Regions from separate parts of the Homo sapiens genome. Here region 2 is linked to region 1. A link is an interaction called in ENCODE POLR2A ChIA-PET data of the cell type or tissue named here. Cell type or tissue: Panc1. All regions are shown on one strand. Each heading gives the region's core, and the rest is flanking DNA. Links, peaks and the distances in the headings are about the cores only.

Region 1 (15,976 bases), core at 5,359-13,358:
TGAGGTGGGAGGATTGCTTGAATCCAGGAGGCAGACATTGCAGTGATCCAAGATTGTGCCACCACACTCTAGCCGGGGCAACAGAGTGAGACCTCATCTCAAAAAAAAAAAAAAGTAAGTTGTTTAACTTTGCTTAACTTAGCTTCCCAAATTCCTTTGACCTCTGAATAGGTTGTTGTTTTTTAGGTAGTTGTTTTTTAAATTGTTGTTTGTTGGATTGTTTTCTTTTCTGTTTTGTTTTTAGAGATGGGGTCTCCCTATGTTATTCAAGCTGGTCTTGAACTCCTGGGCTCAAGCAATCATTTCCCCTCAGCCTCCCGAGTAGCTGGGATTACAGGCTTGAGCCATCACATAGGGCTCTGTTGGATTTCTTTCAGTATATCCCAAAGAATTTGTAAAACACAAGTTGAAATGCAAATGCAGTCTCAGCTCTGCAGCTAGCTGAGCGATGTTTTGGAAAGTTATCTAACCTCCATGTGCTTTTATTTCTTCCAAAATAAATCAAGAGCAGAAAAAAGGTAAAAAGAGAAAATATTTTACTTCAGCCATTCCTAAGCTCTGCCATCGTTTTCTTATACCAATTTTCAACAACCTTGCACTGTAGATCATCTGGACTACTACTCAAAAATAGCCAACTGGTGACACGCATCTATCCCCTTCCTCTTTTCAAACCCAACTAGGCAGTGAACGGATAATAAAAGGCTATTCACTCATAAGGACAACAAAAAAAGCAGCACCCAGAGATATTGAACTTCAAGAAATGTTTGAAGACAAAGTGGGTGGAGAAATAGCAACCAGCTGAACAGAATAGAGGGTGTTACAATGTGGGGCACATTGTATTTTTCAAAGACATCTGAGATACTTCCTCCCACCTACATTCTTCTGCAATGTGACTTTGCCACTCTTCCATCAAAAAGGACAGTCTGATTCCCCTCCCCTTAAATCTGGGTTAGCCTTAGTGACTCTTCTATAACCCATAGAGGCCTTGTAGTTAGTTCTGTGGAAACCTTGCTCTCAGAACATTCCCTCTTAGATCCCAGCTGCCATGCTGTGAGGAAGCCCAAGCCACATGAGTCCTCCCAGCCCAGGTGGCAGACATGAGAGTAAAGAAGCCTCAGACAGAGACATCTTCTCTGAACACTTTATTGAAAACAACACCTTCTTTCCTGACAGTGGTCAAAAAAAAAAAAAAAAAAAACACTTTCGCCTGCCTAATTTTTATTCATAGCCATAATATAATTCATTTGTTTATTATTTTCCCTAGCTAGACTATAACCTTCATAAAGACAGAGAACCTTATCTTACTATTATATCCTCAACAACTAGAACAATACCTGGCACATAAAAGGAACTCAATAAATATTTGATTGATAAGTAAATGAATAAAGCAATCAGAAAAAAAAGAACAGGGAGAAACACAATCAATGGATGGAACAGATTAAAACTTCTACAAGGTATTAACATATATATGCACACATATATATGTATATATGTATATACACACACACATGTGTGTGTGTGTTTATATAGAGAGACAGATGTGGGAAGCCACTGAGGGAGCAGTTCAGATAAGAACAAACAGGGTAAAAGAAAGAACTCTTACAAAGTAAAAATGTGGCAGCTGAAATTTAAAAATTCAATAGAATGCTTATCAGATAAGGCTGACAAAATCTTCCGGATTATATCTCAAGGAAGAAATGTTAATAAAAAAAAAAATCTTCCAGAAAGTTGTACCAAGAGAAGGTGAGATGGAAAATGTGGGGAGGGGGAGTTAGGGGATCAGTCCAGGAGGTCTCCTGTCTAATGCAAGTTCCAGAAAACAAGAACAGAGAAAAATGGAACATAGATGAACAATGAAGTGAAATCCCAGGAAGCCACATGTGCACCAGCAGAGAACCCCGCCCAGCTGGAGCAGAACACAGGGGTTGGGGCCTGGGCATCTGGGAAGCATGGGACTGAGGCGGTGTGATCTGAGCATTTGGAAAAACCATTACAGGATATTTTGTTGGAAAGATCTGTTGAAGTATTTAGGAACCAAAAAATCCTTGTGTAGTGGTAGATCCATAGAAAACTACAAAAGTTAAAAAAAAAGATATAATTATTGCCTGCAGGAAAAGTAAAATATTGTACAATTTGGCCAGGCAACAGTGAGGCCTGAGTATCCTTTAACCCCCAGCTGTGATATCACCATGTTGGAAGGATGCAGTGGGGAGAGAAGGGCAGAGAGGACAAGGGAGTGGTATGAGGGAGGTGAGCCCTCAAGTACCACAGGAAACCAAAAGATTGCACCCGAGATGGATAACTAAGAACATAATAATATAAGCTTATTATTTAGAAATATGGACAACATACAGAAGAAAGAACCACAGCATCCTAGACTATCGGGGAACCTGCCCTGATAGTCACATAGGTTCTTTTCTATTTTCCCTAAGCGTCGGCCAGTTTGAGAAATAAATGGACAGAGTACAAAAGAGAGAAATTTTAAAGCTGGGCGTCCAGGGGAGACATCACATGTTGGTAGGTTCCGTGATGCCCCACAAGCTGCAAAACCAGCAAGTTTTTATTAGGGACTTTCAAAAGGGGAGGGAGTGTACGAATAGGTGTGGGTCACAGAGATCACGTGCTTCACAGGGTAATAGAATATCACAAGGCAAATGGAGGCAGGGCGAGATCACAGGACCACAGGACCAGGGCAAAATTAAAATTGCTAATGAAGTTTCTGGCACCATTGTCATTGATAACATCTTATCAGGAGACAGGGTTTTGAGAGCAACCAGTCTGACCAAAATTTATTAGGCAGGGAATTTCCTCTTCCTAATAAGCCTGGGAGTGCTATGGGAGACTGGGGTCTATTTCACCCCTACAGTTTCGACCATAGAAGACGGCCACACCCAAGGGGGCTGTCTATAAACCCACCCCCAGGCACGTATTCTCTTTCCCAGGGATGTTCTTTTCTGAGAAAAAGAATTCAGCAATATTTCTCCCATTTGCTTTTGAAAGAAGAGAAATACGGCTCTGTTCCGCCCGGCTCACCTGTGGTCAGAGTTTAAGGTTATCTCTCTTGTTCCCTGAACATTGCTGTTATCCTGCTCTTTTTTCAAGGTGCCCAGATTTCATATTGTTCAAACACACATGCTCTACAATTTGTGCAGTTAATGCAATTATCACAGGGTCCTGAGGCGACATACATCCTCCTCAACTGACAGGATGAAGAGAGTAAAGTAAAGACAGGCACAGGAAATCACAAGGTTATTGATTGGTGAAGTGATAAGTGTCCATGAAGTCTTCACAATTTATGTTCAGAGATTGCAGTAAAGACAGGCATAAGAAATTATAAAAGTATTAATTTGGGGAACTAATAAATGTCCATGAAATCTTCACAATCCACGTTCTTCTGCCATGGCTTCAGCTGGTCCCTCCGTTTGGGGTCCCTGACTTCCCACAACACTAGACAGGGGCCTTCTGGGAAGCAGAATGAAGAATAGAGAGAAATGGGAAAGGGGATTAATGTTTTTATTTATTTATTTGAGATGAAGTCTTGCTCTTGTCGCCCAGGCTAGAGTGCAATGGCATGATCTTGGCTCACTGCAAACTCCGCCTCCCGGGTTCAAGCGATTCTCCTGCCTCAGCCTCCTGAGTAGCTGGGATTACAGGCATACACCACCACACTGGCTAATTTTTGTATTTTTAGTAGAGACGGGGTTTTACCATGTTGGCCAGGCTGGTCTCGAACTCCTGACCTCAGGCGATCCACCCCCTCAGCCTCCCAAAGTGCTGAGATTACAGGCATGAGCCACTGCACTCAGCATCATGTTTGTCTTTATAAGCCTTTTGGTATTCATTGATTTTTCAGCCATGTGCATGTAGGTCTTTGATTTAAAAAAAAAAAAAATTTAAAAAGGAAAGGAAATAGACTAGAATGAAAGAGACACATGAGAAGACACTGTGGCAGTCTTGGGTAGTGAGGTCCTGGGCTTTGTTTTGCCTGACTTTTCCTTTTTTGTGTTTTCCAAATTTTCTGTAATAAGGATGTAATATATTTGTACTAGAAAAGTTCAAAATAAACATTTTTAACAAACATGCTTACAAATACTTAAACCAAGAGAAGGTGATATGGAAAATGTGGCGAGGGGGAGTTAGGGGATCAGTCCAGGAGGTCTCCTGTCTAATGCAAGTTCCAGAAAACAAGAACAGAAAAAATGGAACATAGATGAGCAGTGAAGTGAAATCCCAGGAAGCCACGTGTGCACCAGCAGAGAACCCTACCCAGCTGGGGCAGAACACAGGGGGCGGGGCCTGGGAGTCTCAGGGAAGCCCCACTGTAAGTTTCCTGCAGTTGAAGCCATGGGCCCAAAGTGTTGATATGCATAAGAATCACCCGGTTCCTTTGTTAGCTCGTTTATGGGGGGAAGAAAGGAATCACATGGTGACCAGCACAGTAGCTCATGCCTGTAACCCCAGGACTTTGGGAGACTGAGGTACAAGCATCGTCTGAGTCCAGGAGTTCAAGACCAACTGGGTGACATTGTGAGACCCCTGTCTCTACAAAAAAATTTTTTAATTAGCCAGGCATGGTGGTACCAGCCTGTAGTCCAAGCTACACAGGAGGCTGAGGCAGGAGGATTGCTTGAAGCCAGGAGTTCAAGACCAGCCTGGGCAACATAGCGAAACCTCATCTCTATTAAAAATTAAAAAAAAAAATTAGTCAGTCTTGGTGGCGCATGCCTGTAGTCCTAGCTACTTAAGAGGCTAAGGTGGGAGAATGACTTGAGCCCAGGGGGTTGAGGGTGCAGTGAGCCTGCAGTGAGCCTGCAGTGGAGCTATGATTGTGCCACTGCACTCCAGCCTGGGCAACAGTTGAGAATAGGTCTCAAAAAAAAAAAAAAAAGAAAGAAAGAAATCAACTGGGGAGTTACTGAAAATGCAGAACCCCAGGCCCGCCTCAGAGATGTGGACCTTTCTAGAGGCCCTACTATATGCTATAGTATTCTCATATAATTCAAAATGTAAAGCAATACCAAACCAGGAAATTATTTTTGATTTTTTATTTTTGAGACAGTCTCTCGCTCTATTGCCCAAGCTGGGGTACAGTGGTGTGATCTCGGCTCACTGCAACCTCTGCTCCCAAGTGATTCTCACGCCTCAGCTTCCCGAGTAGCTGGGATTACAGGTGTGCGTCACCACGCCTGGGTAATTTTTTGTATTTGTGGTCTATGTTGCCCAGGCTGATCTCAAACTCCTGACCTCAAGTGATCTGTCCACCTCAGCCTCCCAAAGTGCTGGGATTACAGGCGTGAGCCACCACACCTGGCCAGGAAATGATTTTTCTAATGTCCTAAGTTATCCAATACATGATACGCATACAGTGGATATGGAGTTTGAATAGCTGTCTTTCCGCAATGGACCATTTTCTAGCGTGTGTGCATAAGCATGCCCACATGTGCCTCTGCACTACTAATGCTTCAAGCAGGTGCCAGGCCTGCCTAGCAGCTCATCCAGCCCTGGTCAGAGCTGGGGGACCGAGATTTGTAACCGCATCCCCAGGTGACAGGGGAAACCTGGCTCCAGGACTCCATCCCACAGGGCAGAGCTCTCCCACTTTAATCCCTGTACCATTCAGTGCCGGCTAGATCCAGTTCTTTCCCCTGCTCACAACTCTGGGGCCACTCCAACCACAGGGGCAAGAGAGATCCTAGGGGCTGCAGCAGCTAGTACTAGCAACTCAACTGCAGAAAAGTTACAATGAAACAAGTTCTCCCAGGCAGAGGGAGTCAGAGCTCCTGCGGAGGTGTCCACACACCGTTCATTAATGCCTCACCCCTACCACCAAGGGACTGCCAGGTAGGGGGCTTTCCACACGCAGGACGTGGCTGGATTGCAAGGTTCCTATGACCCTAGAAATCCTGGTTGCCCAGAAAGATTTTGCCACCACAACCACCACTTCCCCCTCATCCCCCAGGGAGTTTAGCAATGTTTAGGGACATTCTTGTTTTAACGGAGGACTGGAGGAGTGGGGTGCCACTGGCATCTAGTAGGCAGAGGCCGGGCATGCGCTAAAAATCCCACATACGCAAGACAGCTTTCCCATCGCCCAACTCCAATAAAAAATTATCTGACCCAAAATGTTAATGGTGCCAAGCTTGACATGTGCTAGAGCCTGTGATACAATTATTCAAATAAGATAAAAATATTAGCTCTTCACTTCTTTTACCACAATAAAGCTCTATTATCTATAAACACTCGGCTCAATGGAATGAGTTCCCGGCTGTGTACAGAAGCTGGGACCATTTATAGACAGGTGCATTTGCAAGAACACCAGTCAATCCTTCCCAAGTTAAATCAAAATACAGACCATTGCCACCTCTCCTTAGAAGGCACAGATGTAGTCTCATAAAAGATGCTTTGCATATGATTTTTTTTAAGTCTTAGTTCCCACCAGAAGTTGGAGATGGTAAAAAATAAAATCCATATACAAAACTAGTGAGAAAAACAATTTGACAAGTGATATCCAATGCTAAAAATAAAGTGTTAGTTTCCTAGTATTCAGGAAAATATAAGCTACTGTAAGGCAAGTTCCAGATATCAGCACAGGGCACTGGGCTTCTGGCCTCTGTGCTCCACCACCTGGCAAGCAGCAGGAGACAAAACACCTTAAGGTCCCCAGCCCAGCCCTGCAGGTGTGTGTGTGTGGGGAGGAGTGGGGGGGCCTGGGGACAGCCATTGACCATGGAGTGGGTATCCCAGTGGGGTCCCCTGAAGGGCAGCAGGCACAGAAGAGCAGCTTGAGGCTGTCCCAGGGCGGTGGCTGTGTGAGTCTAGTTTTTGCTTTACCAAGTGTACAGAAATCACAATTACTTTTCTCTGATGCTCCCTTGAAGTCATAGAATTTAGGAGCTTTTTTAAAAAGGAAAAGAAAAACACAACCCCAAAAATAAAAGATATCAGCACAACATTTGTTGGGATGAATGAATGTACAATTGTGACGTCACACCAGCAATCAAAGCTCTGGCAGTGTGTGAGGGCGAGGTGTCTTATTAACTTTTGTTGTTTGGGTGTGGTAAGGCCACCAGATCAGGAGAGGGTTGTCATTGAAAAGAGAGTTGGTTATTCACAGCCCCAAGAGGAGGGGGCGAGCTACACTATAAAAGGGCCATGCGGGGAAGCCCAGGGTGGTTTAAGAGGCCGTGAGAGAGGGAAAAGTGGGGGCAAGGGAGAGAACACAGTCTTGGGACTGGTGAGTTGGAATAATTTGGGTGGGTTCTGGGACATACGGGCTGTCCCTCATCGTCTGGTACCTGACTCTAGGATGATTAGGGCAGGTAGACCGTAGCCTACAGTGTGAGACCGCAGCCTAGAGTGTGAGACCACAGCCTAGAGTGAGAGCCTTCAAAGGAAGTGGTGGAGTCGTGGGCTCTGGGTTGGTTGGTTTGCATTTGAAAAGCACACTGGAGAGCCAGCTGTCTACTGCTTCTAGGAACTGGCTAACCTACCAGAGGGTCAGCAAGGCCCAGACATCAAAGCGTTAAAATACAGAAAAAAAAGATGTGACTGGGCACAGTGCTCACACCTGTAATCCCAGCACTTTGGGAGGCTGAGGCGGGTGGATCACCTGAGGTCAGGAGTTTGAGACCAGCCTGACCAACATGGAGGGACCCCGTCTCTACTAAAAATAAAAAATTAGCCGGGCATGGTAGTGCATGCCTGTAATCCCAGCTACTCGGGAGGCTGAGGCAGGAGAATTGCTTGAACCTAGGAGGCGGAGGTCGCGGTGATGAGATCACGCCATTGTACTCCAGCCTGGGCAACAAGAGTAAAGCTCCATCTCAAAAAAAAAAAAAGAGAGAGAGAGATGTGGTTAATACACAAGGGGAATGTCAGAGTCAATAACAAAATATGTGACATAATAAGCTGATGCTTGCTGTGTACGCATAGGTCCATGAAAAGGAGATATATATTCAAGGTGAATGGAGCCTGACTGGGTAGCTTCTTTTTCCCCCTGCAGATTAGATTTTATTTAAATGGCCGGGTCAATTTCAGAGAACGGAAATCTCTAAGGTAAGTCAATCATGGGGGCAGAAAATATTTCTTCACCAAAGAATGTAAGAGAATATAAAGAATTTTCAAATCCCCCCACCCCGTAAAATAACCACACAAATGGCTGGGTCAAAAAAACAGACCAATAAAATCATACATACACCCAAATGTCCCTCAACAGATGAATGAATGAATAAAATGCAGTCTACTCATACAATGGAATATTATTCAGCAGTAAAAAGGAGTGGAGTACTGATGCATGCTACAACATGGATGACCCTTGAAAACATCATGCTATGTGGAAGAAGCCAAACAGTCGTCACATATTGTACGATTCCATTTATGTTAAATGTCCAGAATAGGCAAACCCATAGAGACAAAAAGTAGACTCGTGTTGCCAGGGACCTCATGAGGGGAAGAGGGACTGGGGAGTGACTGCTAATGAGTTTCTTTTGGGGGTGATGAAAATGTTCTAAAATTAGTGGTGGTAGCTGCAAACTATGAATACACTTTTTTTTTTGAGACAGAGTCTCACTCTGTCACCCAGGCTGGAGTACAGTGGCACAATCTCAGCTCACTACAACCTCTACCTCCCAGGTTCAAGCAATTCTCCTGCCTCAGCCTCCCAAGTAGCTGGAATTACAGGCACACACCACCATGCCTGGCTAATTTTTTATATTTTTAGTAGAAACAGGGTTTTGCCACATTGATCGGGCTGGTCTTGAATTCCTGACCTCAGTGGTCTGCCCACCTTGGCCTCCCAAAGTGCTGGAATTACAGGCATGAGCCACCGCGCCCGGCCTGAATATACTTTTTAAAGATGTACTGAATTGTGTACTTTAAAAGAGTGAACTTTATGGTATGTGAATTATATCACAATAAAGCTGTTATTTAAAAAAAACAAAAATACTTAAACCATAGCAATAATCAAGTGTTCCCTATTAACACGCAAATACTCCTGAGAGAGTTATAAAATAGTCATCTCTCCTGGTTGTGGAAATCTCGCAGGAGAAGAAGCTGCTGGCCCTATGCGTTCAAATATTAGTGCAGTTCTTGTAAAAGCCACTGTGAGACTCAGCACAGCCTTCAGCCTTGCGTGCATGTGTGCACGTGAGATGCCAGCTGGGAGCTGGCGAAAGATGGAGGACAGGAGGGAGGGGAGGGATGTGAAAGTAGGGAATGAATAGGGCTCATCTGCAAGGCACTGGAGGCAAAAATAGAGAGTGGCAGAGACAAGCCTACACACCTCGCCCTGAGGTCCCCAGGCTCTCTTCTTCATGCTGCACTCCCTGATGTGACAGTGCAGCCACCCGCGTCAGGATAGGACCAGCACACAGATCGGGAAAAGACCCGTGAAGTTTAAGGTGAAAATAGGGCAGGACATGATGTGAAAGAAACTGGCAGGCATGCATCACAGGCCAAGAGGCAAGTGAGGGCCCAGGTGGTCCACACACCCCACAGGGAGAGGACACTAAGGACCAGGGAGGTGGTACCAGGAAAAAAGCGATGAGCTGAGTCTCTCTTCACCTTGGTTTTACACAAACTGAACATAAAGGATGTAAATACCATGGCCAGCCCTCACTTTCCTCAGTAGATGGAGTTTGCACTAAGCCACATGTTCGCAATCCATGAATTGCCATTCCTTTGTATCAACAAACATTACTGAGTGGCCAGACATGGTGGCTCATGCCTGTAATTTCAGCACTTTGGTAGGCCAAGGTGGGCAGATCACTTGAGCTCAGAAGTCTGAGACCAGCCTAAGCAACATGGTGAAACCCTGTCTCTACAAAAAATACAAAAATTAGCCGGTCATGGTGGAACACGTCTGTAGTCTCAGCTACTCAGGAGGCTGAGGTAGGAGGATCACCTGAGCCTGGGGAGCTTGAGGCTGCAGTGAGCCAAGATCACACCACTGCACTCTATCTAGCCTGGGCGACAGAATAAGACCTGACACAGGCCCTATACTGAACACTGAGCTTGTGAGGAAATTAAGATTTGGTCCCTGAATGATATGGGGGGGATAATTACATCCAGAATCAGAAAGAAAGCAGGAGACGCTCATCCTCAGGAGGCTCTAGGTCCCTGCCGAGAGAGACATTCTCCTTTTAGACTCAATTGAGCAGCGTTAATTCAGAGACAGCCAGGAGCCTGGGAGGCCAGGGCATAAACAGCATAAATGTTGTCACCCACCCCTATTTTGTGAGAAGATATATCGGGCAGCCCTGGGGAAATGGGATGCAGGATAGGAGAAGAAAGGCATGTCTGGGGAAGCTGCTGTATGGAAAAGTAGGAAAGTCATCCTATACCAGCAGTTCTCAAACTTGAGCACACAGCAGAATCACCGAGGGACCTCTTAAAACACACATTGGTGGGCCCACCAGCAGTGCCACTCAGTCAGCGAGTCAGGGTGGAATCTGGTACCTGCCCTAGTTCTAACGAGCTCCCAGGCAATATGCATGCAGACGCTGCCAGTCAGGCAGCCAGATTTTTAGAACGCTTACCAAAACTATTTCACCTGTTTTCCCAGGTCACCTGCGCAGATGGGTCCCGTGAAGGATACACACAGAAAAAGGGCCGAAAGGAAGGGCTCAGGATCGAGCAGAGAATCCTGCCTAGGAGAGAAACATGGAAAGAGATTCCACAGGAAAACACAGGTAGTAGAAGAACAGCAGCCAGCATTTATGGATTGAGCACTTACTATGTGCAGAGCCCCCTCTAAGTGCTTCATGATTGATTTCATTTAAGCCACACAATACACCTATGGAGTTAGGACTATTAGCCTCCCCAGCTCATATCAGTAGGGAAACAGCAGCACAGGGAAGATAAGTAACTAGATGGTGCCAAGATGCAAGTCTAGCTCAAGTGCCCACCATTAACTGCTGTGCCCTGCTGCTGGCAGAGGAAGCCAAACTGGAAACAAAGAAACGAGAACTTTCTTCCCCTCATGAATCCTCCTGCCAGGCCTTCAGATAAGCACCTCCATTTTGCAAGCTAGTCTGTTTGGGAAAGAAGGAGATGAAAGGGAAGTGTGTAGTGCGTTAGTTTGCTAGGGCTGGCATAATCAAGTACCACAAACTGATTGGCTTACACAACAAATTATTTCGCAGTTCTGGAGGCCAGAAGTCCAAGAACAAGGTACCTGCATGGTTCATTCCTCCTGCACGGTTCATTCATCGGCTGGGAAGGAGAATCTGCTCCATGCCTCTCCAAGCTTCTGGTGGTTTGCTGGCTAACTTTGGTGTTCCTTGGCTTGGGGACACATTGCCCCAATCTCTCCCTTCCTGTTCACGGGGTGTTCTCTGACGAACACAAAGTTTGCTTGGCCAAACTTTAGACAGGCCCCTGATCCTTCTCCTAGGCCCGTCTGTGCACTTTCGTGTAAGATTCAGCTTCAGCAATGAACACGACTAAGCTAGTTTAGCAAGAACCCCCCTCAACATCTGATCACCGTAGATATCTGATTGGGCTCCTCCTTCTCCACCGACCCCCAGGTGTGTCCCATCACCCTGGCCTGTTTTGAGCAAGAATCCTATTAGGTCAGTTTAACCAGAATCTCCTCACCCGTGATGTTTCCTCTTAGTAATTTTCCATCCACTGACTGGCCACCCTGCTCCTGGGCTATAAATTCCCACCTGCCCCTGCTGCTTTCGGAGTTGAACCCAGTCTCTCTGACTGCACGACCTGGTTGCAGTGGTCCCTGTACCTATCACGATGGTGCTGAATATAGTCTTCCTTACCATGCCTTACCAAGTGTCATTGAATAATATTTTTCTGTTTTTGAGACAGAATCTTGTACTGTTGCCCAGGCGGGAGTGCAGTGGCGTGATTTCGGCTCACTGCAACCACTGCCTCCATGGTTCCAGCGATTCTCATGCCTCAGCCTCCTGAGTAGCCAGCACCACAGTTGCACGCCACCACACCTGGCTAATTTTTGTAGTTTTGGTAGAGACAGATTTCACCATGGTGGCCAGGCTGGTCTTGAACTTCTTGGCCTCAAATGATCCGCCCACCTCGGCCTCCCAGAGTGCTGGGATTCCAGGCATGAGCCACCACACCCAGCCTAATAAATTTTTTTAACATCTCTCGTGTGTATGTCTGCTCTGTATCCAAGTCTCCCCTTTTTACAGGGACATCAGTCTATTGGATTAGGGGACCACTCTAGTTCAGTATGACTTCATCTTAACTAATTACATCTTCAATGACCCTATATCCAGCTAGGGTCACATTCTGAGGCACTGGGGGTTAGGACTTCAACATATGAATTTGGTGGGTATTAGGTGGGGAGGTGGGGCAAAGGAGACACAATGCAACCCTTAACAGGAAGAAAAAAATGTTCTTGGAACAAACTTCAAAAGCTTAGATGCTAAAGACATTAGACATACTTCCCTGTGTATGGTGGTGCATGCCTGTAGTCCTAGGTACTTGTAAGGCTAAGGCAGAAGGATTGCTTGAGCCCAGGAGTTCAAGGCTGCACTGAGCTATCATCGCGCCACTGCACTCAACCTGGACGACAGAGCAAGACCCGTCTCTAAAAAAATAAAATAAAAAACAAAAATACTTCCCTGAGCAGGGCCAACCCACCATATTGTATACACTAAGTAAGAAGCTCCATTTTCATTTACGATTTTAGACGCCATCACCTAGGATGTTGAATCAATTATGGACAAGTCGGAATACGTTAAGGAAGTTGTTATAATGAGAATTCTTTTCCCTAAGACTTCACTTCAACTTTAATGTTTCTCTTTCAGATTTATCTACCATCCAATTATAAAACAGAAGTGCAGCAAGTCGGGTGGAAATGGTCTTGGTACCTGACACTAGCCAGCGTGTGAACTTCTCCCCTCTGAATAGCATTTGAATAAAAGCTGTGCTCATTTTTGGAGCGCAAGGTCAAATTAGAGAAGATGGATGTGAAGATTTCTCTGAACAAAGGTCTAAGAAGTAAAGGGAGCCAGTGTTCTGTATCAAAGTTCCTGGGAAAGACATTCTACTGATTTCGTTACTACAGATTCTTCCACTTCTCTCCATCACTCAGCGTGGGATGGGCCAGACATAGAAAGATGCAGTATCTGAATCCTGTAAGAAGTTCCTAGGGATGGGAAGAAGAACCTTTCTTTGGGTATAGAATGCAATGTCCTAATTAGCTCGAGGGAGCAGTGAGGACATCCTTGAGAAAGCCAATTCACATCCAACGCAGAATTCAATTTGGTGTAATGGATATCATACTTGTTTAGGAAGGGGATGATAAAGAGACTTGGATTTCGACCTTAGTTATAAATACCTCATTTATTCTTTATTTTATTCACTGTCTACTGGACTCCTATGATGTGACAAGTATCGGGAAAGCCATGAGTCAGGAAGTCAGATTTGCCATGCCCCTCTCTTCATGGAGCTCCGGGGCCTGGAACAAGCGCTCTTCTTTATGTGTTATTTCTCAGTCAGTAATGGGAAAATAGATAACTGAGTTTCCCTGAAGAATCCCATTCAACTCAACCAATGTCTACCCAGCCCTTAGCTTGATGGCAGCCAGTGTGTTTGAGGCTAGATAGCTGGAAAGCAAAAAAGGAATCTAATGGTGAATGAGATGGGACCCCCTACCTTAGAAAAAGTGCAATAAGCCAGGGAAGGCAGACGTGTAAATGACTGAGATCAGCACTCAGCAGAGGCACAGGCCTCAAACAAAGGAGGGATTTCCCTGAGTGCTGTGCAAGAGCAGAAAGAAACCCCAAAGTGTGATGTGCCCCATTTACCCTGGGCCTTGAAGGAAGAATGACTTCTCCAGTAAAGAACCGAGGAAGAACAGTCCAGTCTGAGTGTACAGAGTGAGCAAAGGGCAAAGGTCCAGAGCATGAAAGCGCCAGACCCTTAAAAAGTATAGTCCTCCCCAGTCATACCACTCCCAGCTCATTCTCATTCATCCTAGACGCGGGAACCCAAACACGCAGCTCAGACAGGAGTCAGGAAACAGCTGGACTCGAAGAGCCATCAGAACAATTCAGATAAGTCAACAATTGGAAACAATAATATTGGCATGGGTCAAGGGTGGTGACAAAGAGCACGTCATCTAAAGGGGACAGCACTGTTCAGCTTGGCTTGATTGTTGCCTCCCAGGAAAGTCACAGAAGCCAGATCTTGGAGATTTTTCAGAGAAGCTAGAAATATATATATACATAAATATATATATATGCACACACATACATATATAATATATATATATACACACACACACACACATATCACATATATAATATGTATTAGAGGGAGAGAGAAAGGATAGGTAACTTACACAAGGCCGAGATTTGGTAGAGAGGCGGGGTTTAAATCTTGTTTTTTTGTTTTTGTTTTTTGAGAAAGGGTCTTGCTCTGTCACCCAGGCAGGAGTGCAGTGGCATGATCTCAGCTCCCTGCAGCCTCGACCTCCTGGGCTCAAGTGATCCTCCCACTTCAGTCTCCTGAGTAATTGGAACTACAGGTGCATGCCACAACACCTGGGTAATTTTTATATTTTTTGTAGAGAGAGGGGTCTTGCTATGCCACTCAGGCTGGTCTTTAACTCCTGGGCTCAAGTGATCCTCCTACCCAGGCCTCCCAATGTGCTAGGATTATAGGGATGAGACACTGCACCAAAACTAGGTTCAAATCTTGAACTGTCAGATTCCAAAGTTGAGCTTCTGGAACGGCTGGGTAGGAAACATGGAAATTATTCAGGCCATGGAGGTGGAAGTTCTGGAAGGAAGAGGAACGGAAGCCAGGAAGGCACAAACAGGGAAGGCCAGTAATCTAGGGATAAGACATCCTAGCAGAAGAATCTTTTCTAATGATTAGGAAAGTCAAAACACACACATGCACTCACATCTGAAGAGTGGCAAGAGGAATTAGCAAGATTTAAAAGATTTAAAACACTAAAGCTTTGGCACCAAAAGCAGCCAGAAAATAGAAAAAGGCAAAAATACTTGGAACCACCCCAACTTCCTGCTGATATTAAATTTTAATGGATTAGGACTCAAGAATGGCTTCAAATAATAAAATGAAAATTTGTTACCAATTAAAGGAAAACATCAACCTGACCAAAATAAATCTGAAATGAGACGCTGAATCCTGGACTCCCCAGCCCTTCCTACCAGCCACAATTTCTTTCGATCAATAATTGAAACATCCTCCAGGCATATTAAAGAACCCAGAAGTCACACCCTGCCCTGCAGGGCTCCACAGGTGAACATTTGCATATGTCAAAGGAAAGGGCATTTCCACCAGCCTCCCTTGCTCTCCAGAGAGAACCCCGGGGCCTTGCAAGTCTCGGCAGATTTCCCTGACCTTGCGTGCCAAGGCAGAAGGTGAGATGGCAAACAGATGCGCGCTTCCACTGAGAGCGTGCATGTGTGTGCGTGTATGTGAGTGCGTGCATGTGTGTGCGTGCGTGTATGTGTGTGCGTGCGTGTGAGTGCACATGTGCGTGCAGGTGCCTGTGACCGCTGCTGTGGTGGGGGAACTGTGGGGAGAAGAGAAAGAAAGGGAGTGTTAAGAGAAAGGAAGATGGAGGGATGTTTACATTTAATCGTCACCTTTCGATTACATTTATTTTGGCCAAAGCCATCTAGCTATTGAATGACACAGCTATTCTTGGGTTCCATCTTAAGACTTTTTTTTTTTAATTGAAATGTATATTCTTTTTAAGAATCAAGGGGAAAGCCATTTAGATGCCTGGTATAAAGCCATTAAGGCTAAAGACGCAGCAGGATCCGCCTTACTGGGTATGAATGTGCCCATGAAAACCTTGTCCTTGTCAAGCCTTTATAATAATTATACACACCCTTAGTGATTTCAGTGGAAACGACGCTCTGAGGGGTTCTTGGGGAAGATTCACAAAAGCCACATAGCAAATCTCTTTGACTCAGTCTGGTAAACATCAGGTAGTAAGGGGCTTTCCCGGCTTAATTCATGG
Region 2 (15,976 bases), core at 2,784-10,783, 250 kb after region 1:
TACAATGCTAAGCAACTTCACATGCATTGTCACATTTAACTCTCACAAGAATCCTGGGAGGTACTGTTATTATTCCTACAAGGCTAAGAGAGCTTTGGCACTTAGCAAAAGTGGTGAAGAACAGACTAAACATCTGGGTCTGTCTGACCTCAGGGCCTTTTTTTTTTTTTTTTTTTTTTTTTTTTTTTGAGATGGAGTTTTGCCGTTGTTGCCTGGGCTAGAGTACAATGGCGTGTTCTCGGCTCACCGCAACCTCTGGCTCCTGGGTTCCAGCGATTCTTCTGCCTCAGTATCCCAAGTAGCTGAGATTACAGGCATGTGCCACCATGCTCAGCTAATTTTGTATTTTTAGTAGAGACAGTTTCTCCATGTTGGTCAGGCTGGTCTCGAACTCCTGACCTCAGGTGATCTACTCACTTCGGCCCCTCAAAGTGCTGGGATTACAGACGTAAGCCACCACACCCAGGCAGGGCCTTCCTTCTTAATACCTGCACACACAGTCTCTCTGAGTAATAATCTGTTAAGGTGCTCATCTCCCTTACTAAACTAAGAACATCAAGGGCAAGGAATAACTTTTACTCATCCTTATATCTCAGCAAGGAGCAGAGTGCTCAGTAGGTGCTCAATGAATGTCTCGTGAAAGAAGAAGGAAGTGCTTCCTCAATCAACAAAACTATGTTATGTTTAGGCTGGGTGTGGTGGCTCATGCCTGTAATCCCTGCCTTTTGGGAGGCAGAGATGGGAGGATTGCTTGAGGCCAGGAGTTTGAAACCAGCCTGGGAAACATAATGAGACCTCCGTCTCTACAAAATCGAAAAAGTAGCCAGGCATGGTGGTATATGCCTGAGAGTCCTAGCTACTCAGAAGTGGGAGGATTACTTGGGCCCAGAAGGTCGAGGTTACAGTGAACTGTGATAGTACTACTGCACTCCAGCCTGGGCAACAGAGAGAGCCATGTTTCAAAAATAAACAAACAAATGTTATGCTTACTATGGTTTTAATGTGTAGAAATACACAAAACAAATATTTATATAAAATGAGACAAATATTTACATATATAAATATATGTAACTTTTTTTTTTTTTCCAGGCAGGGTCTCACTCTGTCATTCAGGCTAGAATGCAGTGGCATGATCACATCTCATTGCAGCCTCCACCTTCCAGGCTCCAACAATCCTCCTGCCTCAGCTTCCTAAGTAACTAGGACCTCCTGCCTCAGCTCCCTAAGTAGCTGGGACTACAGGCATGCACTACCATGCCTGGCTAATTCTTAAATTTTTGGTAGAAACAAGGACTCACTACGGTGCCCAGGCTGGTCTCGAACTCTTGGGCTCAAGCAATCCTCCCATCTTGGCCACCCAAAGTGTTGGGACTACAGGTGTGGGCCATTAGGCCCAGCCTTCTATTTTTATTACATTTTGATCCATTTTTATGTCAAAGCATAAGAAACTGCCATTTTGTTAGATCAAAAATGGTCAAGGTCACAGCCAGGCTCGGTGACTCACACCTGTAATCTGAACACTTTGGGAGGCTGACGTGGTTGGATAACTTGAGGCCAGGAGTCGGAGACCAGCCTGGCCAACATGGTGAAACTCCGTTTCTACTAAAAATACAAAAATTAGCCAGGCATGGTGGTACACGCCTGTAATCCCAGCTACTCTAATGGCTGAAGTGTGAGAATCGCTTGAACCTAGGAGGTAGAGGTTGCAGTGAGCTGAGATCGCAGCCACTGCACTTCAGCCTGGGTGACAGAGTAAGACTCTGTCTCCAAAAAAAAAAAAAGCACTTTTTTGTTGTTGTTTGTTTTTTCAACTTTTATTTTAAGTTCTGGGATACAAGTGCAGGATGTACAGGTTTGTTACATAGGTAAATGTGTGTCAGGGTGGTTTGCTGCACGAATCAACCCATCACCTAGGTATTAAGCCCAGCATCCGTTAGCTATTCTTTCTGATGCTCTCTTTCCCCTAGCCCTCCCACATGCCCCCAGTGTGTTGTTACCCCCACGTGTCCATGTGTTCTCATCATTCAGTTCTTACTTATAAGTGAGAACATGCCGTGTTTGGTTTTCTTTTCTTTCTTTTTTTTTTTTTTTTTTTGAGACGGAGTCTTGCTGTGTTGCCCAGGCTGGAGTGCAGTGGCATGATCTCGGCTCACTGCAAGCTCCGCCTCCCGGGTTCACGCCATTCTCCTGCCTCAGCCTCCCGAGTAGCTGGGACTACAGGCGCCCGCCACGATGCCCGGCTAATTTTTTGTATTTTTAGTAGAGACGGAGTTTCACTGTGTTAGCCAGGATGGTCTCGATTTCCTGACCTCATGATCCACCCGCCTCGGCCTCCCAAAGTGCTGGGATTACAGGCGTGAGCCACTGCGCCCGGCCCTTTTCTTTCTTTTCTTTCTTTTTTTTTTTTTCAGAGACAGAGTCTCACTCTGTCACCCAGACTGGAGGGCAGTGGCATAATCTCGGCTCACTGCAACCTCTGCCTCCCAGGTTCAAGCAATTCTCGTGCCTCAGCCTCCCAAGTAGCTGGGACTACAGGTGTGCGCCACCATGACTGGCTAATTTTTGTATTTTTAGTAGAGACGGGGTTTCACCATGTCGGCCAGGCTCAGGTGATCTGCCTGCTCAGCCTCCCAAAGTGCTGGGATTACAGGCCTAAGCCACCATGCCTGGCCCTGTGTTTCGTTTTCTGTTCCTGTATTAGTCTGCTGAGGATAATGGCTTCCAGCTCCATCCATGTCCCTGCAAAGGACATGATCTAATTCCTTTTCATGGCTGCACAGTATTCCATGGTGTATATGAGCCACACTTTCTTTATCCAGTCTATTATTGATGGGCAGTTAGGTTGATTCCAGGTCTTTGCTATTGTGAATAGCAAATAGCATTTTTACTCTTTTTTTTTTTTTTGAGACAGAGTTTCACTCTTATTGCCCAGGCTGGAGTGCAATGGCACAATCTTGGCTTACTGCAACCTCCGCCTTCCAGGTTCAAGCGATTCTCCTGCCTCAGCTTCCCAAGTAGCTGGGGTTACAGGCATGTGCCACCACACTGGGCTAATTTTTTTGTATTGTTAGTAGAGACGGGGTTTCTCCATGTTGGTCAGGCTGGTCTCAAACTCCCGAACTCAGGTGATCAGTCTGCCTCAGCCTCCCAAAATGCTCGGATTACACGCATGAGCCACCGTGCCCGGCCTGCAAATAGCATTTTTATATGGCACAACTGAATAAAGAAAAAGCTCTGTCAACTCTCACTTATACAATTAAGTAAAATGTTTCATTGCCAGATTTTTCCACTCAATTAGAGGTTTATCATTATAAACCGTTAAAGAGAAAGTTTTGTGAAAAATTAAGGATATCATATCTATATGCTATTTTTTTCTAGGTTCAATGATTTAACGTCAATTCAACTTTGTATTTTATTATTTTTCATGCCTAGGGACAATTTGGTCCTAATGAAAATTCAAGCAGGCACATATATATTCCTGCTTGGATTCTCCACCTTTTTCAAGCTGCCAGGTTGTCTACCTCCTTTCAAACTCATTCTCCATGAAGGCTTTTCTTTTCCTTTCTTTTTCAGATTAACTCTGCCTTTATCCCATGCCTGACCCACCCACGAGTGTTCCTCAAGCACTTTCATAATGATGATAGTTTATGTGTTTATAGCGATCACTTTTGGTTGAATATTGGTCTCCACTGTATCCAGTTACGTAAAGCACTTAACATGGAGGAACTATACCCAATTCATTCAGTTATTTTTTGTTTTGTTTTGTGTTTTGAGACGGAGTCTTGCTCTGTCTCCCAGGCTAGAGTGCAGTGGCACGATCTTAGCTCACCGCAGCCTCCGCCTCCCGGGTTCAAGCAATTTTCCTGTCTTAGCCTCCCAAATAGCTGGGACTACAGGCACATGCCACCACTTCTGGCTAATTTTTGTATTTTTAGTAGAGACAGAGTCTCTACTAAAGGCTGGTCTCGAACTCCTGGCCATATCTTATCACCAGAGATGAGAAGTCTCCACACCATGCCTGAACAGTTACTGTCACTAAAACTATCATATCACCAGTCTGTTCTCCTAAGGACCCATTTATGTTTCCAAAAATCACTTGTTTTCCCGTAAGTGCCCTTCTCTTCCATTTCTCCTATTCTCCTATTAAGATGGCATATATAAAACAAAACAAAAAACAAAAAAACACACACATTAAAAAAAGAAAAAGAAAAAAAGATGGCATATAAGCCCTAAATTCTAACTACCCATCTGAGTCACTTTTTTTTTTTTTTTTTTTTAAGCTAGGGTTAGGTTCTGGTTGCCCAGGCTGGAATGCAGTGGCACAATCATAGCTCACTCAGCAACCTCTGAGTCACATTTACTTGGGAACGCCCATATCTACATACATAAAATTAAATTTTGTTTTCTCTTGCTAATCTTTCTTCTGTCAATTTCATTTGCTGGTGCCTGATAACAAATCTAAGAGGGAACAGGAGAAGTTTTTTCTCCCTGACACATCTATAATCTCACCATCAGAGTAACACATCTATTATCAGTTTTGCATATTCAATCTTTTCTACTTCATTTATTTTTTACATGATTATCATTCTGGTTAACATGATCTGTTATTAAATATTTATCTCAGGGACATGACAATTAGCAGTCAAGTAACAGAAAATGTATGACCTTTTATAAACTAAATGACTTAAATCAGATAAAATCATAAAATAGGCCATGAAAAACATAATAATCTAGTGTCTGGAAGATGTACAAATATGATGAGAATTATTCACTAAGAATAATTACTTATAACTTGAGACCCAGGAAAGGTCCCTTGGCCTTTTTTTTTTTAACAAGACAAAATTACCATCGGATTAATTTAACAACAGGTTTGTGGATTCTTGGGTGAATGAGTCTGCCTTAAGTGAAAAAGGCAATTTAAGAGCATTATTGCCAGTGAAAGTCCTGTTATCAAACTTGATTTGGTTTTCATCAGCTTTCTTTTGGAGGAAAAGATAAAAGACAATTGGTGCTCACAGTTTCTGACTAGAAAAGGAATAATTGAATAGCTGAACCCTTGTCTCCCACAGTCTTCCCTGCATTTAGCCATCTACCCCTTGTTGGGAGAGCCCAGATACCAATTATTCTAACAAGAAATTGATAGCGAGATTCAAAAAGGCAACAACAACAAACAAATGGGAAGGCCCAACAAACCACAAGCCTTTCATCGTAAAAATGGGGAGCCAGTGGCGGGGAGCTGCATTACAACTCAATTTATAACTTTTTTCCCACCTTGTAATCTAAAGAGGGCAATATCAGCTTTCATCTCGGAGTACCATTTTTTTCTACTAGTTTCTCAACAGTGAGCCTTCCACAAATGATGTTTGACTATTTCTAGATCACAACTCCTTAAAAGACAGATTTATGAGCTGTAATTATGTAGGTAAAAGCTGAGAAAATTACTGAAAGTTCTTTGTCCGCCCACCCCAGCAACATGCTCATTTTCTCTCTTGCAGTGTTTTAGGATTAATCAGCAGCTGTAGCGAACCCTGTAGGATCGTCCCTAAACACTTTTGCCAAGACCAAAAATATGAATCTGCAGACAGAGCATTTTGTAAACGATCAGGAGTCCTTTTCCTTTTTTGCCAGCTGGTAGTTAGTCAAATGCTGTTTTGTAAATAAATCATCTGCAGGAATCCTCATCAGGTCCACTGTAAATGTGTCAGTTTGAGGAAAACAAACAGGAAAGCACTTACCAGTTAAATTTCTGTGAGGAGAGAAGCTATTGTCATGCCTGGGTGTACCTTCCCGGTTCCAGAATGAAATGGAGGGTGGTGTTCAGAACGGCTGCATTCCTCATTCCACTTTTATCTGGCTTTTGAAATGACAGTGTAGAGAAGAATGATGTTGGGTTTTGAATGTGGTTCTTCCCTTCCCCCACCCCCCTCCATAAAAATTCATCATGCAATCCTGGAGAAAAGTAAGCAATGAACATACTGTACAAATTAATTCTTTCGACCAGCCTATGTTTGTGTAAGAAGTTTGTTTTTTGAATGGAAACCACTGCTACTAGCTGTTCTGCTGCAGACTGAAAATCGGTAATGGATGGGGGTCACCCAGCCCTCCTTTGTCTGGGTAGGCTTTTGCTTATGAAAAGGCAAGTTAAATTAGCAGAGATGGAATGTTCTTCGAATGCATGGTATAAGGCTCATCAGGAGATTTTACTTTCTGTGATTCAGTGTGTCCTGATAGTGAAGAGATGGAATCACATATTGGTTAAGTGTGAATTTTAACGTTTATTTATTTTTATTTATTTTTTTTGAGTCGGAGTCTCGCTCTGTCGCCCAGGCTGGAGTGCAATGGCACAATCTCGGCTCACTGCAACCTCCGCCTCCCAGGTTCAAGTGATTCTCCTGCCTCAGCCTCTGGAGTAGCTGAGACTACAGGCACCTACCACCACGCCCGGTTAATTTTTGTATTTTTAGTAGATACGGGGTTTCACCACGTTGGCCCGGCTAGTCTTGAATTCCTGACCTCAGGTGATCCACCCGCCTCAGTCTCCCAAAGTGCTGGGATTACAGGCATGAACCACCACGCCTGGCCTTAAAGACTTGATTTTTTTTTTTTTTTTTTTTTTTTTTGAGACGGAGTCTCGCTGTTGCCCAGGCTGGAGTGCAGTGGTGTGATCACGGTTCACTGCAACCTCCGCCTCCCGTGTTCAAGGAATTATCCTGCGTCAGCCTCCCAAGTAGCTGGGATTACAGGCATGCGCCACCATGCCCAGCTAATTTTTCTGTATTTTTATTAGAGACGGGGTTTCACCACATTGGCCAGGCTGGTCTCGAATTTCTGACCCACCTCGGTCTCCCAAAGTGCCCGGCCTAAAGGTTTGATTTTTATCCCTGGTCACCATTTGTGGGCCTGGCAGATGTGGGCACATCTGTGTACCTGAGGCAGGACTCAGAATTCATAAATTCAAGGGATGAGAAGCATGGAGCTTGAAGGTAGGCATGCCTTGATGTGGTGAGCTTACCTCTGACGGCTAGCTATCTTTATTTTTTTAATTTTATTTTTTATTATTATTTTTTTTTGAGACGGAGTCTCGCTCTGTTGCCCAGGATGGAGTGCAGTGGCACGATCTCGGCTCACTGCAAGCTCCGCCTTCTGGGTTAACGCCATTCTCCTGCCTTAGCCTCCCGAGTAGCTGGGACTGCAGGCGCCCGCCACCACGCCCGGCTAATTTTTTTTTGTATTTTAGTAGAGACGGGGTTTCACCATGTTAGCCAGGATGGTCTCGATCTCCTGACCTCGTGATCCGCCCGCCTCGGCCTCCCAAAGTGCTGGGATTACAGGTGTGAGCCACCACACCTGGCCGCTATCTTTATTTTTGTATGGTCTAACTTCAGCTCAACCATGTGATACCTGAAATTGCACATTGTTAGGCCATGAAAGGTCAGCTGCCAGAGAAGCACAGGATTTTGTTTTTTTCCGCTGTTAAAGACCAAGTCTAGGAAATCTAAAGCAGGAATTCTCACGGTGGAGGTCGGGGGTAGGGGGTGCACTTTTTCAAACTACAAATATCCCTCTGCCCTATAAGAATGTATAGGCTTCCACACCTACCCGCAATCCCTTGATTCAATCTTGGCATATTTTTCAGTGTTTTGTGAGACCGGATGAATAGATGTCGTCAGTGAAGGGGGTACTTAGTAGAGCTCTGCTAGTTTCCATTCCTTTGCGTTAGCAGTATTAGTATTTACTATAGTCTATACTATGTTCTGTAATCCACAAAATCACAATTTCATCTGTAAAAGCCATTATTGAGGAGAATCTCAGGAAGTTTTGGTTACTTTACATGAGTTTATTTTTGGCTATAGAGCAGGAACCATTGAGTAGCAAAGAATATGAAAAGCGACAAGAGAAATGACATTGATCAAGGATTGTCCTATGTGCCACGCATAGTTTAAGCACAGTACACACTGAAACCCAGGAAAGTGTAAGCATTTTTATGTTTTAGCCACCACCTAAAACAATTAAAACATATGCTTGCTTAGCTTTGAAATTAGTCTAAGAAACAATAAATAAAAGGAATAATAAATAAAATATCTCTGCAAATGTGCCTTATAGTTTGAGGTATGTTTGAAGAGCTTCCCTTTGACACCCTAAGGCATGACTTGCAGTTGATCTGTTATGCAAAAGTAGCTGAAGTGCTCAGGTGTACTAGAGATAAGCCACCTGCCACCTCTGAGCATTAAGGGTATAGTAGATACCAGCCAGGCTGTTTGGTGCATTGGTTAAGCTGGTGGGTCAGTTAATTGGAGATCTATTAAGAGAGCCTTTTGTGTAAGTGGCAGAGTTGGGGTTTGGCTCCAGACGTTCTGACTTCAAATACCATTATCTTAAGAAACTTAACCATTGGGCTATCCATCTCCTTATTGGAAGAGATATTTATAGAATTGAGTGTATGAGGGGAAGGGATAGCAAAACTTCTGCCAGGTAGAAGGATTTCTGGACAGTTTTGCCACTTTCTAAAAAACCATTTGCAAATTTTCTGAAGGCTGTTATGGCTAGTATTTCAAGGGGTTTCTTTTCATATTATTTTTATTTTTAAAAATAGAGACAGGAGCTGGGTGCGGTGGCTCATGCCTGTAATCCTAGCACTTTGGGAGGTGGAGGTGGGTGGATCACCTGAGGTCTGGAGTTCAAGACCAGCCTGACCAATATGGTGAAACCCTGTCTCTACTAAAAATACAAAAATTAGCCAGAAGTGGTGGCGTGCACCTGTAGTCCCCAGCTACTTGGGAGGCTGAGGCAGGAGACCTGCTTGAACCAGGAGGTGGAGGTTGCAGTGAGCCAAGATAGTGCCACTGCACTCCAGTCTGGGCGACAGAGCAAGACTCCATCTCGAAATAAAAATAGAGACAGGGTCTCACTGTATTGCGCAGGCAGGTCTTAAACTCCTGGGCTCAAGTAATCCTCCTGCCTCAGCCTCCCAAAATGCCGGGATTACAGGTATGGGCCACCATGCCTGGTCTCAACAGGTTTTTGACAGAAGAATGTGTGCAAGCAGGTCTATAGGGCCAACTGGGCTCAGAGATGGAAGATACACAATGCCGCTATCATATTATTCTGGGGACTAGGATCTCCCATTTCATACAAATAGCATTTCTCCACTAATGCTTGAACTATCACTATTAGAAAACTGTTCTTTTGAAGATATTACATTGTAAAAGAGAAGATTTATATTAATCTAATGAAGCTTTAATAGTGAGAAAGGTTTGGGCGATTTTAAGTGGGTCATCCCCTCCCCTCCCATCAACCCCATGAGAAAAATTGGGGTTGCCAACTTGGCCTTTCATCTTTTGATATCATTAAGGTTAGCATTATTCTTTCTCTTTCTTGCATGACGTTAAATAGCACATTTCTCCCAAACATCTAAAAACTCTGATGATAGAAATTTTAGAAATAGACATTTGGGAGAATATTATATCATCAAGTCATATTAATTTTTGTCAGTGATCATTCTAATCTTTTTGTTGTTGTTTGAAAAAAAAAATCTATCCGGAACAAAAGCATTGGAAGAGAGATATACAAAAGGACACTTTCTTACAAAGAAGCTGATTTATGAAAAACAAAGACACTTCAATTTTTTTCCTCCTGTCATACAGGGTGATGACTATCTTGTGTAAATGCCTTTCTTAGGGCTGGCTCTTCAGGGTAGTCACATTGGAGATTAGACTTAGGAGGCCCTTACTTGGTTAAACTGTGAGGCTGGAGACACACAAAGCTTTTTCCAGAGACTGAAATGGACTCACATGGCAGGCTCAGTAGCCCTGGGGGTCACAGCGAGGAACCATGGCAACCCAGCCATACAGGGACGTTTTCATCCACTTAAAGCAGAGAATTCTTAAAGGCTTCTAAATGAGGACGAAGCCTTGTCTAGATTCTTGCTTCTAATTCTGTTTTGCCCGATGCAGAAAGTGATTCTTGAGGATACTTAGTGGGAAAGTCTGCGGAGGACTTAGTTCTCCATCTTTTCCACTAAGATTTCCGAAGTTCTAATTACCTGTAGAAATGTGGGGAACAGCTTCTGTTTTATCTCTAATTTGAATAAACCTTCACTTTTAATATGCCAAATACGAATTCAAAAGAGATCCAGATACAAAGCATTTTTAGGTTGGTTTTCTTAACTACAATATACTGGCTCAGACACAAGGCATGCGCGGGGTGTGAAGCTTTGGGGGGCAAAGCAAGCACTCACCTCTCTGAAGTTGCCGGTGCCTGTGGCTGCTGCGGGAAAGTGCGTGGCCAAAGTTTTCAGGGCTCTGGGCTCTGTCTGAATCCTTGTGGTTTAATGATTTCTCTGGGAGGACGGGTCACAGCTGCCCTGAGTCTAGGAAGAAGTATTTCCTCTCTTTGCAACAAAGGGAAATACATAATATTTTAAGTTATTGCCCTGGAAAAGGAAATGTGGTTTGCCAGTGGTTAAGTAAATCTGTTGTACATCAGTTAGTCAACAGCATCTGGGTGACACCATTGTTGGCCCTGATTTAAGAGAAAGGGCTGCTGTGGACATTCAGGTCACTCCCAATTACCTACTCTAATTATGCTACTTTTCTCATTAAACTGCAGATAATTGTGGCTATGATGTAAGTGTATCTGGATTTTTCCAAAATGCCACATTTTAGGAAAGGAAAAGGATCAGATAAGACAGCATATTTTCTCAACCTCTTTAAACTTGTTCAGCTGCTACTTTTGCATTTTTCATTAGGAAATTGGTAGCCTGGGGGCTCACTGCAGCTGTGAATGTGTTTTGTTTGTGAAGCAGTGTTTTCTAGAGTTTGAATTAATTTCCAACATTTAGAAGTCAGAAATCTTAGCCATCTAGATTATCGGCTCCTCATGAAAAAATTAGCAGATCTGGGTACACTGGGCCCATGTCCCAACAGGGATACTGTTCGAGGTGTCTGCGTAGTGGCTTACTCCCAGCACCACCTGCCCGCTTTTGGCAGGGCATTGCATCCCAGCTCCACACCTTTCTCCTCTGTCCTCCTCACTCATGGACACTGTCTGGATCCTCCAGCAATTTACACTTTCAATTTTTGTATCTTTTTCTAATTCTTTTCCTATTGAGTTTCTTCCATTTAGGAAAATTGAATATGCAGAATAAGTCACTGGGTGCTTATTTTTACTGCATAAGGAGCTTTAGATTTGTTCATTAAAAGAAAATGAATCCCCAGTGTTTCCCTAGTAAAACCTGAATGCATTATAAAGCATTATGGAATTAACAAAACCAACCTTGCTGAGCTTAACTATGGAATGGAAGTATGACGAAAGGCCGTGTAGTAGGGAGCAGTCCACCTAGGTATAGGCAATAAAGGGACTACTGTCTGTAGGGAATTTAAAAACGATAATAAAACCAACTAAAGCCCTTCTGCTTTTTGTTGGCACCATGTGCCAGCAATTCTCAAGTCAATGATGAAATACTCCTCCCCTCAAGAGACCTCTTGTTGGTTTTGGTTTCAGTTGTGAACAATTACTGTGATTATAATGAGCTGTAGTTTTATGAATATGTATAATCTACTTTTAAATAGACAATGTATTTTACATAAAAGCTAAGTATTCTTATTTTAATTTTTGTTACTTCTCTTTAATAGACAATGTATTTTACATTGAAGATAACTGAAAAAACTCCCAATTATAAAGATGCCCCGATGCCATGTGTTGATTCAGATATGCTTTCTCTTGAGATTAAGTTGATAATGGCTCCAAAACACTGGCACAGCTTGCATTTTCCCATTGTGATCTACATGTGCCTGCATTCAAACAACAGATTTAAAATACATAATGATAGCACAACCATGGCAAAATAAAGAAGCAGAACTTGTCATTTCAACTTCTTTATTCCATATTCTCTCTTGGAATTTTTAGTTTTTTAAAATTTTAAACAGTGAAACAAAAAGTGCTTCAAGGTGTACTATTTTTTTTTCCTTTGGCAATTGTAAATTTTAGTCCATAGATGAAATTTTTGGCTGAATTTGGATATTTTTTACATTAATTTTTTTTTTTTTTGAGACGGAGTCTCACTCTGTCACCCAGACTGGAGTGCAGTGGCATGCTCTCGGCTCACTGCAACTTCCGCCTCCCGGGTTCAAGTGATTCTCCTGCCTCAGCCTCCCCGGTAGCTGGGATTACAGGGATGCATCACCACGCCCAGCTAATTTTTGTATTTTTAGTAGAGACAGGGTCTTGCCATGTTGGCCAGGCTGGTCTTGAACTCCTGATCTCAGATGATTCACCTGCCTCGGCCTCTCAAAGTGCTAGGATTACAGGCATGAGCCATGATGCCTGGCCTAAAAGTTATTTTAAAAAAATGATCACTTTGGGAGCTGAGGCAGGAGGATCACTTGAGCCCAATAGTTCAAGACCAGACTGGACAACATAGTGAGACTGTCTCTACAAAAAAAAAAAAAAAAATTGCTGGGCATGGTGGCTTGTACCTGTAGTCCCAGCTACTTGGGAAGCTGAGGTGGGAGGATCACTTGACCCCGGGACTTTGAGACTGCAGTGAGGTGTGATTATGCCACTGCACTCCGGAGCCTGGGTGACAGAGCAAGACCTTGTCTCAAAAAAAAAAAAAAAAAAGAGGAAGGAAAAAAATTTTTTAAAGTTTTTTTAATGCTCTGTTTTAAAACTACAAACTGAATCAAGAAGTAAAGGCATTATGGCAATGACGTGATTTACTAGTTGCCTGAATTGTACCTTCTGCAGACATTTCAGTTTTATTAAAATTTAGTTATTAATTGCTGGACAATTATTTGCATAAAATATTATTATGTCATACTGTAACCAAGAGCTCTATGGTCAAATTTGTTAGATATAAAAACTGTGAGGAAATCATTGTCCATTTTTTCTTTTTTTGTACTGTGGATATATATTACTCATTTATTTTTAATTTAGTTTCCTGGCACAATTATATATTATGAGGTTCAATTAAAAAAAAATTCTGTGGTAGCTCATGCCTCAGTGTGGTGACTCACACTTGAAATCCCAGCACTTTGGGAGGCTGAGACAGGAGGATTGCTTGAGTGCAGGAGTCCAAGACCAGCCAGGGTAACATAGTGAGACCCTGTCTGTAAAAATTAGCCAGGTGTGGCAGCACATGCATGTAGTCCAAGCTACTTGGGAGGCTGAGATGTGAGACGGAGCCCAGGACATTGAGGCTGCAGTGAACCACAATCATGCCACTGTACTCCAGTCTGGGCAATAGAAGGAGACTCTAAAACAAACAAACAAACAAAAAACACCTCACCATCTGCAGTTTTTGTTTCATTTCATGATATTACTGAAATTATTCTGGTCATATTGAAAAAGAGAGTACTAAAAATTGATCTACTATAGATGCCAGCATAGATACACCACTGCAATGGTACACAGAGACATCAAAGTAATGTAGGGGAGGAAAAAGTTCCTGTGTACCCTCTTAAATTTGGAAGCTGGGGCTTGCAAACTGAACTGACAAAAGACAGATTAACAGGAGAAAAAAGATTTATTTCACGAGCACACAGAGGCTTCACAGAAAAGAATTAAAAACCCAAAGAAGCAGTTCAGAGCTTGTATACCATTTTAACAAAGGGTGATAAATTGTAGAGAAGTGACTAGACAAAGGAAAGTGAGGTGGTTTGGGCTTCTAGGGGCAGTAAATTGTGGGAAGGTGACTAGGAAATGTATAGTAGACAAGGCTTGTTAAGTAAAGTTTGTTATGCAGGATGTGAGGGCGGTCTGGTTGTGACATCTCTCACCCCATTGATTGCCAGGGTTGATTCAGCTGATCTGGATGTCTAGGCGGGTGTCCCCTTCCTCCCTCACCACTCCATGTGCATCCCTCTCGAAGTGCACACTTGGTGGAAGAGGATGACCATCCCCAATAAAGAAGGACTGGTCTTGGTCAAGGGTATAAGAGTAGCTGTGCTCCCCTTTTAGAACCTCCAAATAAGCTCCCAAGTTTGTTATGCAGACTCAATTCAGTGTCATCTCCAGTGATAAGATAGTCTGGTGGTTAAATTTGTTCTCCTCTCCTGGTACTAGAGAGAAACATATCTTTATAAATGGAAACCTGTGTTACCTGTACAAAGGGAAACTTATGCACTGGTTTTAGGCAGAAAGGAAGACAGCAAAAGTTCTTCCTGTGTCCACTATTTCTTAATTGCCTTCAGCTCAAAATATTCCTTATACCAAAGTGGTATATTTGGGGGTGGCATATTCTGATCCCCTTCACAAACTTATCAATGTATGTCCCGGTTCATTGGGTTTCTTCTGTTCTGTTGGAGCCTCTGTACTGAATTTTTAGAAACTTTTCTTTCTAAAAAAAAACTGTGGTAAAAAACACATAAATCTTACTGTCTTAACCATTTTTTAAAAGAGAGGAGGTCTTGCTATTTTGCCTAGACTGAAGTGCAGTGGTTATTCACAGGTGCTATCATAGTACATTATAGTCTCAAACTTCTGGGCTTATGTGATCCTCTTGCCTTAGCCTTCTGGGTAACTGGGAATACAGATACACACCACTGTGCCTGACTTATCTTGACCACTTTTATTTTTATTTACTTCTTATTATTATTATTTTAGACAGGATCTCAGCCTGTCACCCAGGCTGGAGTGCAGTGGCATGATCATGGCTCACTGCAGCCTTGACCTCCTGGGCTTAAGTGATCCTGTCACATCAGACTCCCAAAGTGCTGGGGTTACAGTTGTAAGGCATGTGTCTGGACCTTAACCATTTTTTTTACGGGGGTGGGGATGGAGTCTCGCTCTGTCGCCCAGGCTGGAGTGCAGTGGCACAATCTCGGCTCACTGCAATCTCCACCTCCTGGGTTCAAGTGATTCTCCTGCCTCAGCCTCCTGAGTAGCTAGGACTACAGGCGCGCGCGACCTCACCCAGCTAATTTTTGTATTTTTAGTAGAGACGGGGTTTCACCATGTTGGCCAGGATGGTCTCGATCTCTTGACCTCGTGATCTGCCCACCTTGGCCTCCCGAAGTGCTGGGATTACAGGCGAGAGCCACCAAGCCTGGCCTGGACCTTAACCATTTTTAAGTGTACAGTTCAGTAATTCACTTTTATATTGTCATGAAACAGACCCCTAGAATGTTTTTACCTTGAAAATCTAAAACTTTATACCTATTAAACAACTACTTCCTTGATATTTTTTTCTTTTCTTTTTTTTTTTTAGAGATAGGGTCTCACTCTGTTGCCCAGGCTGGAATACAGTGGTGTGATTATAGCTCCTGGACTCAAGTGATCCTCCCATCTCGGCCTCCTGAGCAGCTAGGACTACAGGCTTGTCACACCACACCTCACTAATTTTTAAATTTTTTGTAGAAGCAGGGTCTTGCTATGTTGCTCTGGCTGGTCTCAAATTCTTGGCCTCAAGTGATCCTCCTGCCTCGGCCTCCCAAAGTGCTGGGATTACAGACATGAGCCACTGTGCCTGGACTACCTCCCTTTTTTTTTTTGAGATGAAGTCTCGCTCTTGTCCCCCAAGCTGGAGTGTGATGGTGCGATCTCGGCTCACTGCAACCTCCACCTGTCGGGTTCAAGCAATTCTCCCGCCCGAGTAGGTGGGATTACAGGCTCCTGCCACTACGCCTGGCTAGTTTTTGTATTTTTTAGTAGAGACAGGGTTTCACCATGTTGGCCAGGCTGGTCTCGAACTCCTGACCTTAGGTGATCCACCCGCCTCAGCCTCCCAAAGTGCTGGGATTACAGGCGTGAGCCATTGCGCCTGGCCCCCTGAATTTTCAAAAGGAGATCTCAACTGATCTTTTCAGCCATCCTGAAGAAGGGAATCAACCTCACAGTGGCAATGTAAATAGAAAGAACAGTCCAAGCAGGTCCTGACAGGACAGACTAATTTGCCTGGAGTGGCAGAGGTACAGGTGGAGTTCCTGGAAGAAGAAGGATAGAAAAGAGCCCAGACCATTGTCTTTACCATAGGCTT

The links. Peaks named below come from ENCODE experiments on the same cell type or tissue, not always from the same donor. Only the 100,000 strongest peaks of a DNase experiment are listed, where the experiment ranks them.
Region 2: POLR2A ChIA-PET joins it to region 1 with 5 read pairs; 2 of 35 experiments call an interaction of 5 or more read pairs at or near these places.

Annotation. Positions count from the first base shown.
Region 1 is chr2:205,950,570-205,966,545 of GRCh38, forward strand. No RefSeq gene overlaps it. Among named protein-coding and RNA genes, the nearest start is that of INO80D-AS1, 130 kb to the right of the region's middle. In Panc1, for the core only: no CTCF peak of the experiment used is centred there; no DNase peak of the experiment used is centred there.
Region 2 is chr2:206,207,572-206,223,547 of GRCh38, forward strand. It overlaps CMKLR2 (chemerin chemokine-like receptor 2), which reads right to left and starts at 5,800. Exons shown (of 2, transcript NM_001389445.1): 1 at 5,736-5,800. The region is part of intron 1 of CMKLR2-AS (CMKLR2 antisense RNA); the gene reads left to right. It also overlaps the pseudogene RN7SKP200. In Panc1, for the core only: no CTCF peak of the experiment used is centred there; no DNase peak of the experiment used is centred there; H3K4me3 peaks cover 296 bases; H3K27me3 peaks cover 394 bases.